Linked DNA regions of Homo sapiens: all the other regions are linked to region 3. Evidence: chromatin contacts called from ENCODE Hi-C or POLR2A ChIA-PET data. All regions are on one chromosome and are shown on one strand. Each heading gives the region's core, a stretch centred on a gene start or an enhancer-like site at or near the end of the contact. The rest is flanking DNA. Distances are from core to core; before and after follow the strand shown.

Evidence for each region. A loop is a pair of places that touch in the nucleus more often than their neighbours do. ChIA-PET counts read pairs that join two places held with the same protein, here RNA polymerase II (POLR2A). Pooled maps may share reads with other maps.
Region 1: a map of HepG2 shows a loop between it and region 3 (4-fold over the local background). The contact joins two enhancer-like sites. A Hi-C loop is called at or near these places in 7 of 168 maps with a recorded cell type or tissue (B cell, Caco-2, GM11168 and 4 more), 14 of 37 single-sample maps with no recorded cell type and 10 of 50 pooled maps. POLR2A ChIA-PET finds 5 or more read pairs at or near these places in 2 of 52 experiments (SK-N-SH and activated naive CD4-positive, alpha-beta T cell).
Region 2: POLR2A ChIA-PET joins it to region 3 with 30 read pairs in activated T-cell. The contact joins two enhancer-like sites. POLR2A ChIA-PET finds 5 or more read pairs at or near these places in 2 of 52 experiments (H1 and activated T-cell).

The regions. Positions count from the first base shown.
Region 1 is chr10:45,432,983-45,435,682 of GRCh38, forward strand. The region is part of intron 7 of ALOX5 (arachidonate 5-lipoxygenase); the gene reads left to right. Among named protein-coding and RNA genes, the nearest start is that of ALOX5, 60 kb to the left of the region's middle. RefSeq lists enhancers at 1-323, 324-862. Within about 2 kb of position 1,311, at least 3 of the 41 ENCODE cell types and tissues checked have a DNase peak (open chromatin) inside an H3K27ac peak, as active enhancers do.
Region 2 is chr10:45,501,280-45,503,979 of GRCh38, forward strand. The region is part of intron 2 of MARCHF8 (membrane associated ring-CH-type finger 8); the gene reads right to left. The region is part of intron 1 of LOC105378286 (a long non-coding RNA gene); the gene reads left to right. Among named protein-coding and RNA genes, the nearest start is that of MARCHF8, 33 kb to the right of the region's middle. RefSeq lists an enhancer at 2,096-2,596. Within about 2 kb of position 1,375, at least 2 of the 41 ENCODE cell types and tissues checked have a DNase peak (open chromatin) inside an H3K27ac peak, as active enhancers do.
Region 3 is chr10:45,248,810-45,251,509 of GRCh38, forward strand. No RefSeq gene overlaps it. Among named protein-coding and RNA genes, the nearest start is that of OR13A1, 65 kb to the right of the region's middle. Within about 2 kb of position 1,447, at least 5 of the 41 ENCODE cell types and tissues checked have a DNase peak (open chromatin) inside an H3K27ac peak, as active enhancers do.

The DNA.
Region 1 (2,700 bases), core at 61-2,560, 180 kb after region 3:
AAATGAGCAGAGAATATGAATAGGCAATTCACAAAAGAAGAAATGTAAATGGGCAACCAGCATATGGAAAAACTCCTAACTTCACCTGTAGTTAGAGAAATGCAAATGAAAGTTAACAATGAGATATCATTTCTGACATGCCTGGTTGGAAAAACAAAGGGGTAACTCCCAGACACCAGCAAGGACGGAGCCCCATGCTCTGCTCATGAGTTGTTGCAGCCTGGCAGTGTTCACGGGATAACTGGTGGGCCTGGGCAGCCCAAGGTCAGAGCTTCGGCCAGCACCGGAGCAAGGTCAGAGCTTCGGCCAGCACCGGAGCAGATCCCACAGCGCCTGCTGTACCAGGTGCATGTTGCAGTGGGCGGTCAGAGGGTCCTGGGGTTGAGGCTGTCGTGGCGAGGACAGTTGTGTTACCGAGCTGGACTGGGATCTGCTTGCCCAGTGCAGCAAAACCAAACACTGAGATTGGGATATAATCTACGAGAACACAAGGCATTTATTGCGGGGACCAAAAAAGGAGAATTGGGCAGCTCACTCTTAAGACCGGAACTCCCTGATGGCTTGCAGGTAAGGGTTTTTAAAGGCAGAGTGAATTTCAGGAATTGCAGAAGTTAACAGGCAAAATCATTAATCAATACATGGAGGGTACACATTGGTTTTGGCCTAAAAGGGCGGGATATCTTGAAGTGGGGGTGGGCTTCCAGGTCATAGGTAGATTCAAAAATTTGTTGTTTTGAAATTGGTTAAGGAAGAGAAGTTTCATTTAAAAATTTGGGTTACCAGAAAGGAATGTTAGCTGTGGCTTGTGGGCGGGACTTCCCCCAGGCCCCCCAGGAAGAAATTTAGAACAAAGAGCCTGCTCAGAGTTCAGTCCTCAGTTCCGTCTTATCTGAGGTCTCTGTGCCAGTGGATCGGTTTGGTGGGGGTCTGGGTTTCTGAAAAACAACTCAGAGACACATGTTCAGGGGTTCTCTTTAGTTTCCAGAGGGAACCAAACAGCCCAGGACTCTGGCTTCCTTGGCTGTTGTTTTAGGCTGCTGTTACCCTCTTGTTTGTCAAGTTGCTCATTTATTTCTCAGGGCTAGCTAGGTGCCTGGAACTTCCCTTCAAGGAACTCGGGATTTTCCTTCATTTCCATGCCCTGTTGCGGGGCTGGGGGGCTACAGTGCCCTAAGAGGAGGCCCCTGCCCCGTCTCAATTGGAGGAGCACTGGAGGGGACTTTATTGTTTAAGTGTTCTGACAGCCAGTAGCACTGAACAGGTGTGCACCAGGAGAGTGAAACTGTCTGAGGAACAGTAGGGCAGGCACTGTCTACTCGAAAACATACCCAAACCCCCAAGGCTCAGCCTTCGCTAGCAGCCACTCAGCAGAAATGAAAGCACAAATGTGTGTGGGTAGCAACAGGAGCATAGTTTGTGATGGGGAAAAAAATTGAAAACAGTCTGAAGGCAGAAGAGGATTGAGTGAGTGAGCCCTTCCATGTCCTCACCATAAAATGTTGAGGCGTCTTTGAAAGGAATGCTTTGGTTCCCTTCCAGCTGACCTGGAGGGGTCTCCACAATGAGTTAACAGTGGAAAAACAAGACACAAGGGACCGATAAAGGATACATATCTGTCGTATACAAATAGCTCCTTCAAACTGCTAAGGCAATGGGCATGGTCTCACTTATGTAAAATGAATGCAAGGATGCAGCAGGCCTACTGTGCCAGCATGGGGACACAAGGACGCAGTGTCACCAGGTAGGAACACAGTGATGGCCCAGTGGGGGACAGGTGAGCAAAACAAAGAGACAGATGTTGATTATAATCATATTCAGTTGATGGAAAATTGGACAGATAAATGTGCACACATGCAAAGACCTATGAAAGGAGGCTCCCCAGAATTTGGTGGTTATCCCTGGGCGCTGGAAGATGAGATGATGTTTTCTTTCTCAGGCTCTCCTGTCATGACTCAGATTTCTTTTTACGATAAGCACATATTCTTTTCTAATCAGAAACGCAAAGCTACTTCCTTACCCAAAAAACAAATTTAAGAAACACAAATTGCTCAGGGCAAGTTCTGGCATCCCATGGCAGGCCAAAATCCTGGACAGGAGTGGGAGGATGTGAAGGATGGGTTGGGGAAGGCCCAGCTCAGTGGTACAAGAGCTCAAGGAGATGGGCAGGTGAGGCCCGGTCAGGCCGGGAGGTGAAGAGAAGCAGAAGGGAGAGTGATGGGCTGAAATAGGCAGAGCACTGGGCCCATCCTCATTCAGCTCTTTTTTTACTGGTCAGAACAGTTTTTTTTTTTTTAATATATAAAATTTTAGATTCAGGTACATGTGCAGGTTTGTTACATGGTTATATTGCATAATGCTGGGGTTAGGCTTCTATTGAACCCATCACTCAAATACTGAGCATAGTACCCAATACCCAGTTTTTCAACCCTTTCCTCCCTCCCTCCCCTTCCTGGAGTCCCCAGTGTCTTTTGTTCCCACTTTTATGCCCATGTGTACACAATGCTTAGCTCCCACTTATAAATAAGAACATGCAGTATTCGATTTTCTGTTTCTGGGTTAATTCACTTAAGATTATGGCTTAAGTGCCAATCCTAAGCTGCATCCATGTTGCTGCAAAGAACACGATTTCATTCTTTTTTATGGCTATGTAGTATTCCTTGGAGTACATGTATCACATTTTCTTTATCTGGTGCCACTATT
Region 2 (2,700 bases), core at 125-2,624, 250 kb after region 3:
TAATATACAGCCAGAGTAATCACTACTGTGTGGTACTAGTGAAGAACCAGACATAACCATCAATGGAACAAGACAGAGAATCCAGAAATCAACCCATACAATATGCCCAACTGATTTTTAAGAAAGCAATTCAATAGAGGAAAGAGAATTTTCAACAAATGATGCTGGAACAAAGCAATGAACTTTGACTTGAGTCTCAAACTTATACAAAAATTAACTCAAAATAGTTCATGGACTTCATGTATAATCTAAAACCATAAAACATTTTAAAAAATAGGAGAAAATCTTCAGGATTTAAGGTTGGGCAAAGAGTTCCTATACTACACACCCAAAGCAGGATCCATTTAAGAAACTGATCAATTAAACTTCATCAAAATCAGAAACGTTTGCTCCATGAAAGACCCCGCTAAAAGGCTGAAGATAAAAGCTATAGCCTGGGGGAAAATATTTGCAAATGAATATCCAATTAAGGACTAGTATTTAGAATACAGAAAGAATTCTTAGACCTGAACATTTTTAAAAATCCAATTAGAAAATAGGCAAAACATGTGAAGGGACATCTTAATGAATAGGATACTCAGATGGCAAATAAGCACATGAGAAGATGTTCAACATCACTGGCCATTAGATAAATGAAAGTAAAATCACAATGAGATATTACTACACACCTATCAGAATGGCTAAAAATTTTTTTTTAAATAATGACATCACCAAATGTTGAGGATATAAAGAAACTAGATCACTTATATATTGCTTGCAGGAAAATAAAATGACAGTTATCCTGGAAAAAACTTTGGAAGTTTCTTTAAAAATTAAACATGAAATAGCTATTGCTCTCCTGAAGATTTACCTTGGAGAAATGAAAACACATGTTCACATAAAAACCTATAGGTGTCTATAGCAGCTTTGTTCAAACAAATGTCCTTCAACAGGTAAACGGTTAGAAAACTGTGGTCCGTGCATAACATGGAAAACTACTCCACTAGTAAAAAGGAACAAACTATTGATAAACACAAACCTGGAAGAAATCTCCAGAGAATTACACTTAATTTAAAAAGCCAATCCCAAATGGCTACAAATTATTCCAAACAGTAAACGAGAAAGTACGGTGCTGGCAAATATTTGAAGAAATTTGTTAAAATTTTCCCAAGTTTGGAGAAGGACATAAACCTATGCATTCAAAAAACTGAATGAACTACAAGAAACCTATGCCCAGGCATACCATAGTCAAATTAATGAAGACAAGAAGAAATCTGGAAAGCAGAGAGAAAAAAAGGATGCATTACTTATAGAGGAACAATGATTCAAATGACTGTGTCTTGCTCATCAGGAAACCCTCAAGGCCAGTAGTCAGAAGTAACATCATTTTTCAAATATTGACAAAAGAGACCTGTTTACCTAAAACTAAGTATGTGGTGAAAATATATTTCAGGAATGAAGGGAAATAAAAACAGTCACAGACAAAGAGTAACAACAAGATTAGCAACCAACAGAACTGCTTAAAAGAAATTCATCACATGGAAGGAAAATGATACCAGAAAACAATGTGTATATCAGCAATAAAGAAAGAGCAACAGAAAGGCTAAGCATTCAGACAAAAACAATTGACTATTCTTTTTCTCTTGATTCTTTACATTTGACGGCTGAAAGCAAATAATAATAATAATAATACATTCTATGAGGGGCTCTGAAGGTATGCAATGTAGAATGTAAGATAACTGTAACAGAAAGGGGGAAAGTGAAAGTTGTGATATATTTTCTATATTTTAGCGAAGTTTCTACACTACAATTGAAGTAGCAAAATACTGATTCTAAATAGACTCTGAGAAGTATGTATTTTGTAACTCATTTTTTAAAAAGCAAAGAGATAGTCAAACTCCAAATAGATAAATATAGCAACAATTAAGTGTACATAAACACTGCAATTACAGGACACAAATGTGGAGAACTGACTTTTTAAAAAAACAACCAATTATGGCCGGGCACGGTGGCTCACACCTGTAATCCCAGCACTTCAGGAGGCTGAGGCGGGCAGATCACGAGGTCAAGGGATCAAGACCATCCTGGCCAACACGGTAAAACCCCGTCTCTACTAAAAATACAAAAATTAGCTAGGCATGGTGACGTATGCCTGTAATCCCAGCTACTCAGGATGCTGAGGCAGGAGAATTGCTTGAGCCCGGGAGGCAGAGGTTGCAGTGAGCCGAGATATCGTGCCACTGCATTCCAGCCTGGCGACAGAACGAGACTCCGTCTCAAATAAATAAATAAATAAATAAATAAATAAATAAAATAAAAACTAAAAATAAATAAAAAACAACCAATTATATGCTATCTATAGGAAACTCGTTTCATTGATACAGGTAGTGTAAAATAAAGGAATGGGAAAATATATACCAAGCAAACACAAATAAAAATTTCCAAAAGGTAGAAACAACTCAAATGTCCATCAACACATAAATGGAGAGACAAAATGTGGTATTATCCATACAATGGAATATTATTCAGTCATTAAAAGGATATAAATACTGACACATACTACAATATGAACCCTGAAAACATTATGCTATGTATGTAAAAGAAGCCAGTAGCAAAAGATCATATATTATATGATTCCATCTATATAAAATGTCAAAAATAGGCAAATCCACAAAGACAAAAAGTAAATTCGCAGTTACCAAGGATTGTGGGGATGGGAGA
Region 3 (2,700 bases), core at 197-2,696:
CTCTGATTCCTCTCTCTTCACTCCACATCCACTCCATTCTACCTTCAAAACATATCTCAGAGGGCTCCATCTCCAGGTGACCACCATTGTTCTTCACCTGTTCCCACTGAAACATCTTCTTAATAGAACTAATTCCGGAGCAGCCATAGTGTTCTCCACTGAATTGCCTGCATGTCTGCAAACTCCAATGAGATGCTGCTCCTGCTCTGACTAAAATGCTCCGGCAGATCCCTGTTGCACCTAAAGTAAAATTCCAGCTCCTTCTCACGGTCTGCAAGCCCCAGCTGCTCTGGCCTGTGCCTCCTTCCCAGGCCGCCCGCACCTCACTGCTGGTTGCACTTCCTTCATCCCAGGAGGACTCCTGCCCATGGCCCTGCTCCTGCAGCTCTTCCTGCCAGGAGACTTCTTTCCTCAGCTGAAGCTGAACCCGCACAGCTAAGGACTCCCTGTCATGGGCCCTCACCTCACATGTCACCTCCTCAGAGAAGCCCGTGCTATCGAATGTTGCCCTCCCCCAGCATCATCCTGTTTTATTTTCCTATTATAATCAAAACCGATCTTATTTATTGTTTATTTGCTTTGTCCGGTCTCTTTCCCAACAAGGATGTAAGTCCCACGGGTGGGGAGACGGAGACTCTGTCTGACTTCTTCACTGTGGTGTCGCCAGCACCCAGAACAATTCGCAGCCATGGCAGCCTTCTAGAAACATCCTTTGAAATAGTGGGTGCTTGGATTTCTCTCAAACACATAACTAGAAAACATTTGTTTTCTTCTGAGTAATCTTCATTATATTTCTTTTTCTTTTTCTTTTTTTTTTTTTTTTGAAACGGAGTCTCCCTCTTTCTCCAGGCCGGACTGCAGTGGCGCTATCTCGGCTCACTGCAAGCTCCGCCTCCCGGGTTCACGCCATTCTCCTGCCTCAGCCTCCCGAGAGTAGCTGGGACTGCAGGAGCCCGCCACCGCGCCCGGCTAATTTTTTTTGTATTTTTACTAGAGACGGGGTTTCACCGTGTTAGCCAGGATGGTCTCGATCTGCTGACCTCGTGATCCGCAGTGCCCCTTTTCTGTTTCTTTTTTTTTTTCTTTTTTCTTTTTCTTTCTTTTTTTTTTTTTTTTTTTTTTTTTTTTTTTTTTTTTTTTGAGACGGAGTTTCGCTCTTGTCACCCAGGCTGGAGTGCAATGGCGTGATATTGGCTCACTGCAACCTCTGCCTCTGGGATTACAGGCGTGAGCCACCGCGCCCCGCCCTATTGTATTTCTAAATGAGTATCTGTGTGTATCTAACTCCAAATATTAAATTCATAGCAGAGCTATGATGTGCTCAAGGCCACAGAACAGCCATGACCATGACCACTGACATTATCCTAAAGTGCTAGAATTATATAAGGCAGGAATGGCTAAAACCAGTAATTTCAAAAGAAAAAGAAATGCACCACTAGATGGCACTGTCTTTCCAACTTAAATATGATTTCAGTTAATTCAGAATCCGAAGAAGCTCGAGTTTTCTAATCTTCACCCCCTTGTTTCACGGAACAGCACATTTGCCAAGTTTTAGATCATGCACTTTTTCTGGTAAGCAAGTTAAAATTTCATGATAATCATTGCTGTCTTTATGATCACGTTTATATTAGCAAGCATTTTTTTTTTTTTGACATGGAGTCTCGCCCTGTTGCCCAAGCAACAGGCGTGATGCGATGGCGTGATCTTGCCTTAGCTCACTGCAACCTCCGCCTCCTGAGTTCAAATGATTCTCTAGCCTCAGCCTCCCAAGGGATTACAGGTGCCCGCCACCACACCAAGCAGCTCCCCCAGGCTTGCTGCCACCTTGCAGTTTGATCTCAGACTGCTGTGCTAGCAATCAGCGAGACCCCGTGGGCATTGGACCCTCTGAGCCATGTGTGGGATATAATCTCCTGGTGCGCCATTTTTTAAGCCCATCGGAAAAGTGCAGTATTAGGGTGGGAGTGACCCAATTTTCCAGGTGCCATCTGTCACCTCTTTCTTTGGCTAGGAAAGGGAACTCCCTGACCCCTTGCACTTCCTGAGTGAGGCAATGTCTTGCCTTTCTTCGGCTCGCACATGGTGCACTGCACCCACTATCCTGCGCCCACTGTCTGGCACTCCCTAGTGAGATGAACCCGGTACCTCAGATGGAAATGCAGAAATCACCCATCTTCTGCATTGCTCATGCTGGGAGCTGTAGACAGGAGCTGTTCCTGTTCAGCCATCTTGGCTGCAGCCCACTCTATGTCTTTTAATGGGAGAGTTTAGTCTATTTACTTTCAATGTAATTATAAGTAAGGACTTACTTCTGCAATTTTGTTATTTGTTTCTGGTTATTTTGTGGTCTTCTCTTTCTTCTTTCCTTCCTTCTTGTCTTGCTTTTAATGAAGATAATTTTCTCTGGTAGTAGATTTAACTTCTTGCCTTTCATTTTTTGTGTATCTGTTTTGTTTTTTATTTGAGTTTACCCTGAGGTTTGCAAATAATATAACCCATTATTTATGCTGATCACAACTTAACACTAATTACAGAAACAAACTAACAATGAAGCAAAAAGAGAACCAATACAAATGTTACACTTTATTTTGTGCCCCCAACTTTTTGAGGTGCTCCCACCTCAAGAACCCAGACAAAGAAGAGAAAAATAAATTCAAAGCAAGCAAAAACAAGAAAATAATAGTTATAAGAGCAGAAATC